Regions from separate parts of the Homo sapiens genome. Here all the other regions are linked to region 1. A link is a loop called in an ENCODE intact Hi-C map of the cell type or tissue named here. Cell type or tissue: B cell. All regions are shown on one strand. Region 1 overlaps LPP (LIM domain containing preferred translocation partner in lipoma). Region 2 overlaps LPP (LIM domain containing preferred translocation partner in lipoma). Region 3 overlaps LINC01991 (long intergenic non-protein coding RNA 1991). Region 4 overlaps LPP (LIM domain containing preferred translocation partner in lipoma).

Region 1 (2,500 bases):
TCATTAATGTCCTGGTCCTGGACTTTACTCATTGACCACAGGACAAGTGGCTCAACTCTCTCCTGCCACTACCCAGGCTGTTAGTCCTGTTGGGAGGCTCAGGGCCCAACTCACTCATCTGTAACTCTCATCTCCATTCAGCTGCAGCCTCTACAGCCCCTGGTTATACCCTGGATCTTATCATTGCTTCGCTCTATTTTACCTCCTAAATCGTAAAAATTAAAACCAGCCTCGGAACACAACCCCTCATTCTTCCAGCACTCTCTCTCATTCAGGTAACTCCTATTCTACTTTTCTTCAGCATATTTACCTTCTATTACCTTTCTTTTTCCTCACCAGTCTCTTATATTTCCTTTATTATCCAACTTACAGTCTGTGGTTCAATACTTCAGCCGACTCTTCCAACACATGACCTTCTTTCGGTAGGCTTTTTTCAGAGTTTCCCTTTTGTACTTGCCCTTATGTAAATCTGTGGCACAGTCAGGCCATCTTGCCAACTTTTCACAGTTATTGCACACCACACTCTGTTGGTTTTCTTCCTACCATTCTGAACAATTTCACTTCAGGGCTCTCCTTAGTGGCTCTTCGTCTCCCTCTCCTTGAATGTCGTTTTACCTTTTTCTTTTTCTTTTTTTTTTTTTTTTTTTTTTTTGAGACAGACTCTCATTCTGTCACCCAGGCTGGAGTGCAGTGGCGCAATTTCAGCTCACTGCAACCTCTGCCTACCAGGTTCAAACGATTCTCTTGCCTCAGCCTCCCGAGTAGCTGTGTCTACAGGTGTGCACCATGCCTGGCTAATTTTTTTTTCTTTTTTCTTTTTTCTGTTTTCTTTTTATTAGAGATGGGGTTTCACCACGTTGGCCAGTCTTGTCTCGAACTCCTGACCTCAACTGATCCACCCACCTCGGCCTCCCAAAGTGCTGGGATTACAGGCATGAGCCACCGTGCCTGGGCTTGAATGTTGTTTTCCTTTGGTGGGGCTTGGGGAGGGGTGTCTTTCCTAGGGCCTGCTCTTGTTTCACTTCCCACATTTGGTTAAGAGAGCCTTTAACTACTATGGCCTCAACTATCAGCTCTACAATATGATATAAATTTGTTTCAGTAAACTTGCTCTTCAGATTCAATTGTTTCTAACTGCTTATCGCTCAGGTGCATTTGGATGTATTGCAGAAATCTCAGCCTCAATGTTTTCAAAATAAACTCATCCACTTCTCTCAGGAATTTTTTCCACTCCAATGTTGTTCGGTATGTGGCATCACCATCTAACCAGTTTCCTAAGCCAGAAGTTTAGGTATTATTTCTAAGCCCTCTCTTTCCCTTATTATCAATTTTACCTCCTAAATATTTCACAATCTTTCTACTTCTCCTCATTTCTGCTGCGGTACGTGATTTCAGATCAGCATCATCTTTCATGGACCATTGGTGATATCCCCCTAACGGGTTTCCTTGTATCCATTTCCCCACCATCGCCCCAATCTATCCACCAAGGCTTTCCTAAAATGCAAGTCTGACTGTATTACTTTCCTGTCTAATATGTTATCTCCTTATTCCTGTAGTATAAGACAGTGATTAGGAAAACAGGCTCTGAAGTCAAATAGAAATGAGTTTGAATCTCATATAACTATGTGATCTTGGACAAAATAACCTTTTTTGGTTTGTTTTCCACGTGCGAAATAGGAACAGTAATTGAACTTTTCTTTTTAGATGTTGCATACCTCTCTGGTATACATGAAGAAGATGTGTAGTATCTCATTCCCACCCCGCTTATGCACCATGCTATAGTCACACACTGCCTTTGCTCTGATCCCCAGAGACATTGAGCCACCACTGGAGAGTCACATGATATTGTTTTTAGCCTGGAACATTGTTCACTACCTCAGTCTTTTATTGCCTTGTCTCAACATAGACGCCATTTCCCTTAAGACATTTTCAGCACACTCCTCTGGTATAATTTAGTTTAAATGTCCTTGCTGTGTTCTCCTGTGTTTTTCTCCTTGAACTTCCTAATCCTTACACCTTCCACCCTGCAAATGATCATTATCTCACTGCCTCTCCCAAATGATAACCTCTTTCCACCCATTTTAAGTTCCATGAGGACGATGACCATTGACCCGGACCGCGTTGTTAAACTTCTTAGTCTCAGCTGCCAAGAGCTTAGCACAGTGTCTAGCAGAGATCGGACACTCAGTAAATATTTGATGAATGTTTATAGTGTGACTGTCTCGCCAGTGCACATACAACAAAGTGATCCCATCTTTCCTTCTGTATCATAAAATAGAATTTTCTTACCTCTGTAATTTCTCCCTAGGAACCAGACTGCTTCTAGAGAGCTTCTTCACAAAATCAAATTAATTGGTATTTTACAAGGAGGGAAAGCCCCAGGACAAGTCCCTTCTCTTGACCACAAAGTTCTGTGTTTCTCATCTTTCCTCTTGATGTCTTGGTTTCAGCAAAGCAACATTTCTATCCCTGCCCCCTGCTCCCCCATAATCCTACAAAT
Region 2 (2,500 bases), 170 kb after region 1:
TTTTTTAGAATGTCATTGCTGATGGAAGCCCCAGATATATAAGTACATCTGCTCCATCGTACTGGTGATTTTTATAGATATTCATAAGAAAATTTATTTTACAGCAGTTTATTTTAGAGGAATTCTTTGCATTTTATTTGTATGTGTGTATACTTATTTTACTGGCAGGATACACACACATGTATATACACACACACACATACATATATACACATACATACATATATATATGAATGTATGTTTGTATCCTGTCAGTAATACTTTGAGGTACCTAGGGCTGAGATTACTATTTCTCTTCCACCTATGGCTCAAATGGGTAAAATAGCTTACTCAAAGTCACAGTTCATACATGTGGTGCAGCTTGAATCAAAACTCAATTCTTCTATCCACAGATTTACCACTACTTGAGTAGTCTGTGGTGTTTAAAAAAAATAATAAACAACAGGCCGGGCACAGCGGCTCACACCTGTAATCCCAGCACTTTGGGAGGCTGAGGCAGGTGGATCACAAGGTCAGGAGTTTGAGATCAGCCTGGCTAACATAGTGAAACCCCGTTTCTACTAAAAATACAAAAAATTAGCTGGGCATGGTGACGTGCGCCTGTAATCCCAGCTACTCGGGAGGCTGAGGCAGGAGAATCACTTGAACCCGGGAGGCAGAGGTTGCTGTGAGCCAAGATTGTGCCGTTGCACTCCAGCTTGGGCAACAAGAGCAAAACTCTGTCTCAAAGTAATAATAATAATAAGACGAAGAAGTAACAAAGCCAAACTGGAAAGTTTCTGTTAAATGAATGTTCTAGATAATACCAACGTATAAAGCAATCATTTTATACCAGCTATGGTCAAACAGGGACCAGAGCCTTGACTTTTTTTTGCCTCAACACAGCTCTGCAGAACCCACTCAGTACCCCATGTCCTACTGCCATTCCTTTGGTTTCCAGAACATTGAGATGTACAAATCCAAAACACCACAGTGTTTCAGAGAGAAATGGCATGACTCTACTGGTTGCAATTGTAATGGAGTTCACCTTGTTCTGGAGTCATACAGAAGCCATGTTGTAGACTTAGTGTCCCACGCAATACTCCTAATTACAATGAAAATCTACTGTTAGGTAGAAGGAGAAATTCCTCACAATCAGGCAACAGCGCCTACTAGTGGGAAGAAACTGATACTTGAGGTAGGGCACCTGGGAGATAGCTCTGTGCATCTTGAGAGAGTGCTACACTGAGAGCCCAAAGGCTCTCAGGTCTCATCTCTCCTGACAGCTTGCTATGACATCTTAATCAATGAATTGCCTCTCTCTTACCCTTTGTTATAGAGTCTGTAAATGAAGAGTTTGGAATGGCTACTTTCTAAATTTTCTACACGTCCTATGACCCTTGAAATCCTCTTAACAATGTATTATGGATACTTTGCTACTAAACGGTAAAACAGAATCCCGAGTAAGATGAATTGGCTTCCTAAGGAAGTAGTGTCAGGGGAGAATAGCACCATCTTTGGGGCCAGTTCCATTTATGCAGGTAATATGGTATGGTCCAGCTCAAAGATCACTGGACTGGGCTGAGTTGCAACTCTGCTACCTACTTCTCAAGTCATGTACAAGGTCATTCCTATGTTAACTCATGTGTTGGGAAGATGATAATTGTCTCATTTAGCTTTTAGTTATTATAAGATTCATATGAGAATATAGAAATTATGAAGTTTTATGTGAATCTGCAAATTTATTTTCAGTCTTTATATATCACAATTTTAATTTAGGCTAATTATAATTTTTATTTTCCCCTTTTTGTTCTATATTCTAAATTCGTATCTCCCATGGAGGCAGGTACTGTATGGACAAAATCTTTTATTAGTCACATATTGTTTTCATCCATTTTGTGCTGCTATAGCAGAATAACTGAGACTGGGTAATTTATAAAGAATGAAAATTTATTTTATCACGGTTCTAGAGGCTGGTAAGTCCAAGATCAAGGCACCAGCAGGCTTGGTTTTCTGGTGAGGGCTACTCTCTGTTTCCAGGATGGTGCTTTGTGCTACCTCCTCACATGGCAGACAGTGGAAGAGCAAGCCAGCAGAATGCCGCATGAAGCCTCTTTCACAAAGGGCTTTATCCCATTCATGACAGAGAAGCCCGTATGGCCTGATCAACACTTTTTAATAAAATCACAATATCTACTGCTGAATTTTGGAGGGAACCAATTCAAATCATAGCACACATCTTTTCTAAAATGGAAAGGGTAATATGATCATTGGAGAAATACTCATTCCTTTGCATATTGGTTTACTATCCAAGCCAGGTGTGGTGGTTCACACTTGTAATTCCAGCACTTTGGGAGGCCGAGATGGGTGGATCACCTGATGTCAGGAGTTTGAGACTAGCCTGGCCAACATGGTGAAACCCCATCTCTACTACAAATATCAAAAAATTAGCCAGCCATGGTGGCACACACCTGTAATCCCAGCTACTCAGGAGGCTGGGGCCAGAGAATTGCTTGAACCT
Region 3 (2,500 bases), 610 kb before region 1:
GGCAGGAGATTTCCTCGAACCCGGGAGGTGGAGGTTGCAGTGAGCTGAGATTGTGCCATTGCACTCCAGCCTGGGCAACAGAGTGAATCTCAGTCCCAAAAAAAAAAAAGTATAATAACAAGAGCAAATGATATTACCTGATTTTTGCCCTGCACTTTCAGATTCTAGAGCACTGCCACCTCCATCATAATATGTGACCCTCACAGCCATCCTCTGAGGTAAGCTAGGGAGGATTTATTATCCCCATTTCACAGATAGAAAAACTGACACTCAGAGATGTGCAGTAACAAGTTGCGCTCCCTCTTAGCTGCCTTTGTAGAGTTAAAAAAGGGAACATGGAGACCATGTGCTCCTGGATGTTCCTCCACGGAGCCCAGCAGCTTTGGAATCCTCTCGAGCTTTCAGGAGGAGCCCCTACTTCAGGCTTCAACAGCTCATTTACTGGCATAGTGAGATGCTAATGATAGAAACCACCAAATGGACAGTTTTAACTAATCTGACTTCCCCCTTCACTAATGAATGCAGCCACTTTGTCCCACAAAATCAGTAGTGGGTTAGAACCCCTTCTTTCCTTCTGGTAGAATTCACCTGCCTCTGGTTTCATCAGCCAAGAGGCCTGAGAGCAGCCAATCAAGAAAGCAGCAATCAAAGTAATTTTTAAAGGAGTTGATGAAATTAAGAACATTGGGTTTTATTAAGCCAGGTCCAGAAGACCTTCCTAGCTGTGAGACCTCATGCAAGTCATTTCACCTCCCTGTGTCTTACTTCCATCTGAAAAATGGGTCGAAAATAAGCCCCGTCTGACTCACCATGTAGACTAGTTCTAAGATCATAGTTAGGTGTTATTAGCACCTTGTAAATATGTTCTCAGAAGGCGAGGGGTACTCAGTTCTATCCATGCAGGAATTTCCAAACATGTAACTCAAGGGGCAGAGAGGTAGCCTAGGAAAAGCATGGGCCTCATGGGACACAGACTACTAGGTGTGGCACGTGCAGTGACGCCTGCATTGTGGTGAGAAGAGAGACACAGGGATGCCACAAGCAGCTACACAAGACCCCTTTCCACATGTACCCAGGCTGACAAAATCACCAGAAAATACAAGCCTTTAAAAGAATCAATTAGTCCCACAATTTTATTCCCCAGGGAAGATAAAATTTACACGCTTCCTGTAATCAATCAATCCCACAAACCTCTTGAAACTTCAGTCAGAAAATTTGCAAACTGCTAAGCAATACACAACTTTTTTTATAGGTGGCAGACTAGAGGTGGGAAGGGAACATCAGGCTCTTTGATACATGTAAACGAAAACATGTTGGTCTTTAAAGAGTTATGATGAACTCTCGGTTTTTCAATAGGAGACTAGAATTTTAAAATCATAGACAGTAGAGCCAGAAAACCTCTTAGAGGCCATTTTCTAATGTATCCTCCCCCCACCCATTTTACAGAAAAGGAAACTAAAACTCAGACAGACGTGACCTGCTTCCAGTTATACCACAAGGTAAAATCAGATAAAATCATGAGCTGTGTCCCTTTCTGCATTTAACTCAGCACACATTTACTAAGCACCAACCAAATTCTTGCTGAAGAAACAAAGATGGATAAGTCGCAGAATGCATCTTCAAGGAATTCAGAGTCCATTAGGGAGACAGACATATAAGCAGATGATTCCAGCACAGATTGGCATGTGCTATATTAATGATACAGAGTGCTATGAGAATACACAGAATTGGGAGTGGCTAATTCTGCCTGGGGTTGCCAGGAAAGTCTCCATCCAGGAGTGGGCATTTGAGTGCATTGACAGATAGAGTGGAAGAGCATTCCAAGCAAAAGGAAAAGAGTGAACTAAAGCAAGGGGACGGGAGAGAACACAGCTTGTGTGGAAAGCCCCACACAAATAGTTTGAAACAGCTGGAGGGTTTATAGAAGGTGCTGCAAAACCACCTCAGGGGATGTCACTAGGTCACAGCTGCCACCCTCCACCTCATTTGGCATGCTCCCTGGGGCTACGGCCTGTGTCCACCTAATGGGCCAGTATAACACCTGGCCAAGTGCCGATGGCATGGTGGGGCTTAATGAATTCCCTTTGAAGATGAGAGGATTGTGAGGGAGAAAAGAATTTGCCACTCAAGTGAGTCAACTGGAACGGAAGGTGTGTCCTGGCTTCTGAGACCTAGCACTCTGGCTGGTTGACCAGACAGCCGAGGTCACCTCCCCTGGGGCCACAGGGTTCTACTTGGGAACATCAAGTCTTTTTTCAGCAAGTTGTTCCTAAGCCACAACACTCTGGCTCACCCCCTGCCTTTGTAGTTTTACCAGTATAATTGATCCCAGAGCTCGGTTTCTGCCATACCCCTTGGTTTCCTAGGGAGTGATGATATATGCAGGCCTCCTTGGAGCTGCAGCACAGCCCAGGCCTCCTGGGGGAGAACACGGAGGGATATGTAAGAGGCAGACATAAATAGTCTTGCACTGCAGTAGTCATCCTTTTGGGTGCTCTGA
Region 4 (2,500 bases), 140 kb before region 1:
TGGATCATAACTGACCAAACAGACAGGTTGGTTAGAATGTATGACCAGTCATAGCTGTGTAACTGAGGAACTGATTATATTCCTGTGACTAATGAAAAAGCCCAATCTTAGAGTAGCTGTGGTAATTATAATGAGAATACTAGTAAAACATTTTAAGGTGTTGTGTTCCAGACACTATTCCATGCATTACACACACACACACACACACACACACACACACACACACACACACACAGTCTCATTTAATCCTCATAATATTATGAGGTAGTGCTATTATTAATATCCATTTTCTGGATGAGGAAACTGAGGCCCCAACCAGTGAAATAACTTGCTTTGAGTCCCATATTAAGTAGTACTACCCAGGCAACCTGGCCCCAGAGCTTACTTACACGTGTAGTAACTACACTGTTCTTCCCATTTATGAGGTGATTAAACTATGGAGGCAGGCATGGCATACCTGCAGAACAGGACTAGAATCTCATAGGTTTTTGAACTTATTAGGCAGACCTAAGGTTTTTTACACTTCCTGAGGCTATAGAACAGAACTAATCTCTTAGCCTTAATGTCACTATAACGTAAAAACCACGTGAAGAGAATTACGATGGTGAGCAGAGGATAGGACACTTATTATAGTTGTTACCTCATTTATTTAATTCTTTGTTTCTTAGAGAATAAGATTCTGGTACATAGCAGGTTCCCATTAAATACCTATTGATTTAAAGTTTAAAACAAGGAATAATGGCTAAATGAATCATTGAATGCATATGTCTATTTCTTGGAGGTCTAATCATGTTTTCAAAACTTTGGCTCAACTGTAGTTAGTGCAGAGTATGTATGGTCATTCTGCTAGAGCAAAATCTTAGTATAGGATTAAAGAACTCTGCAAATTGTTAAAACATGCAGGTACACTAGTTTCAAAATGTATTAGTTTGATTTATTATTGTCATTTTCTGATAAAGAAAGGGGAGTAGTCTCCCCTAAAGTTTGGTGATTAAGTCACCAGCCACCTTTTCTATTTTGGTTGTTGTGGTAATTGGTGTTTCCTGGAAATTTTCCCTCTGTTCTATTAATAATGTTAAAGGGGGTTACAGCCGTGACTCACTCCAGGAAGTCAACCATCATTCGCTTCCTCAATCTCACCAACCAGTCCCCATGTACAAAATCAGCGACTTCTGCAAATGAGTTACTTTACAGCTCTCAAGAGAGTTCTAGAAAATACAGCTTTTGTATTTCGCTGTGTGCTTCCTGCCTTGGCAGAGAGTAAAACAAACCTTCATGTTTTGCTCCTTGGTAGTCTCGAGATAATTGACCAGTTAGGTAACTAGTGTAGTCTCACTCAAGAGAAATCCCACTTGCTGTCTAACAAAAGTCCCTTGGCACTCAGATTTGCAAAGTTAAACCTGGGGACAGTTCATGAAGTCCAGTGGAGTCTATACTTCTTTTATACCTGGCTTTATGTTTCTGTATTCATTATTTTGCTCAATGTTTAATTAAGTAATGAATATTTTAACTTGTTCAACATATAACTCCGTATGTCTTAGCACTGCTGTGTAGTAGATACCATCATAGGCACTGAGGATGCAGTACAGACATGGTAGCTGCCCTTGGGAACCTTCTATCCTAGTTATTGTTCACTATATTACCAAGTTAACCACAGGGAAAACAAGTTCAGAGAATACATAGGCTGTGGGCCTGTCCTAAAGGAATCAATCTGTAACCGACATGTCTAAAGTTGTGCAGGATAGGATTATTCCACTTAATTCTGTAATTTGTTTTGTCTGGAATTTATCTCATCTATGCCCCCACCCTCACTCATACACATAAACATGGAGATGGAACTTAACTGTGCATTCTCGTGGTACTTAAATTTTTGTACCTTGGATTATCAAAATTTTTGTTCATGTCCTAGCTTCTCTGCAAGTTCTTTGGTTAAAACCAGTGTGTGACACATCTCTGGATCAGAAATGTCTTCCTTTCTACCTTTCACCTTCCCCAACCTTCCTGGTCTCCTAGCACAGTGCCAGATGAATGACAGCTGTTTAGTATGTTTGGTAAATGCTAACTGTGTGTGATCTTAGAAAAGTTAGTGAACTTTGCTGATTTTCAGTGTCCTCTTTCGTAAAAAAGAGAATAATAACCATTTCTACTTCCTAGGTTGTTGTCAAGGTTAAGTATTATATTTAAAGTTTTTTTTTAGTAGTGACTAGCACTTAGTAAGCACTTACTGAATGTTATCATTAATAAATGATCTTACAAAGCAGTAGCATTTCCTTCTAGGATTTTTTTGTAGTCCTTCATGATTGATAGAGAAGAGACATGCAGTCTAGGATTTCACATCAGCTTTTTAAATATAGGAAACCAGATGTAAATATGCTGCTTCGGTTATTTACATCTGACATTCTTGCATGCTTGCTGACAAAACATTAAGTAAAAATTATGCTACTCTTTCCCTTAGATGTCAATTCATGGTCACATTAAAGTCACAAGATTTTTCCTGAAA

What was found. Peaks named below come from ENCODE experiments on the same cell type or tissue, not always from the same donor. Only the 100,000 strongest peaks of a DNase experiment are listed, where the experiment ranks them.
Region 2: it touches region 1 in a loop (2.0-fold over the local background); 2 of 110 quality-filtered maps call a loop at or near these places.
Region 3: a loop joins it to region 1, with 2.6 times the contacts of the local background. A loop is called at or near these places in 2 of 110 quality-filtered maps.
Region 4: a loop joins it to region 1, with 2.5 times the contacts of the local background. A loop is called at or near these places in 3 of 110 quality-filtered maps.

What each region holds. Positions count from the first base shown.
Region 1 is chr3:188,581,527-188,584,026 of GRCh38, forward strand. All of the region lies in intron 6 of LPP (LIM domain containing preferred translocation partner in lipoma), which reads left to right. Among named protein-coding and RNA genes, the nearest start is that of LPP-AS1, 14 kb to the left of the region's middle. In B cell, no CTCF peak of the experiment used is centred here; DNase peaks (open chromatin) are centred at 455 and 1,015; H3K4me3 peaks cover 795 bases; H3K27ac peaks cover 2,500 bases.
Region 2 is chr3:188,748,058-188,750,557 of GRCh38, forward strand. All of the region lies in intron 8 of LPP (LIM domain containing preferred translocation partner in lipoma), which reads left to right. Among named protein-coding and RNA genes, the nearest start is that of MIR28, 61 kb to the left of the region's middle. In B cell, CTCF peaks have their summits at 1,184 and 1,384; a DNase peak (open chromatin) is centred at 1,154.
Region 3 is chr3:187,973,701-187,976,200 of GRCh38, forward strand. All of the region lies in intron 1 of LINC01991 (long intergenic non-protein coding RNA 1991), which reads right to left. Among named protein-coding and RNA genes, the nearest start is that of LINC01991, 1.5 kb to the right of the region's middle. In B cell, CTCF peaks have their summits at 1,129 and 1,328; DNase peaks (open chromatin) are centred at 390, 1,241 and 1,991; H3K4me3 peaks cover 1,130 bases; H3K27me3 peaks cover 678 bases.
Region 4 is chr3:188,438,167-188,440,666 of GRCh38, forward strand. The region is part of intron 4 of LPP (LIM domain containing preferred translocation partner in lipoma); the gene reads left to right. Among named protein-coding and RNA genes, the nearest start is that of LPP-AS1, 130 kb to the right of the region's middle. In B cell, no CTCF peak of the experiment used is centred here; a DNase peak (open chromatin) is centred at 1,135; H3K4me3 peaks cover 1,694 bases; H3K27ac peaks cover 2,500 bases.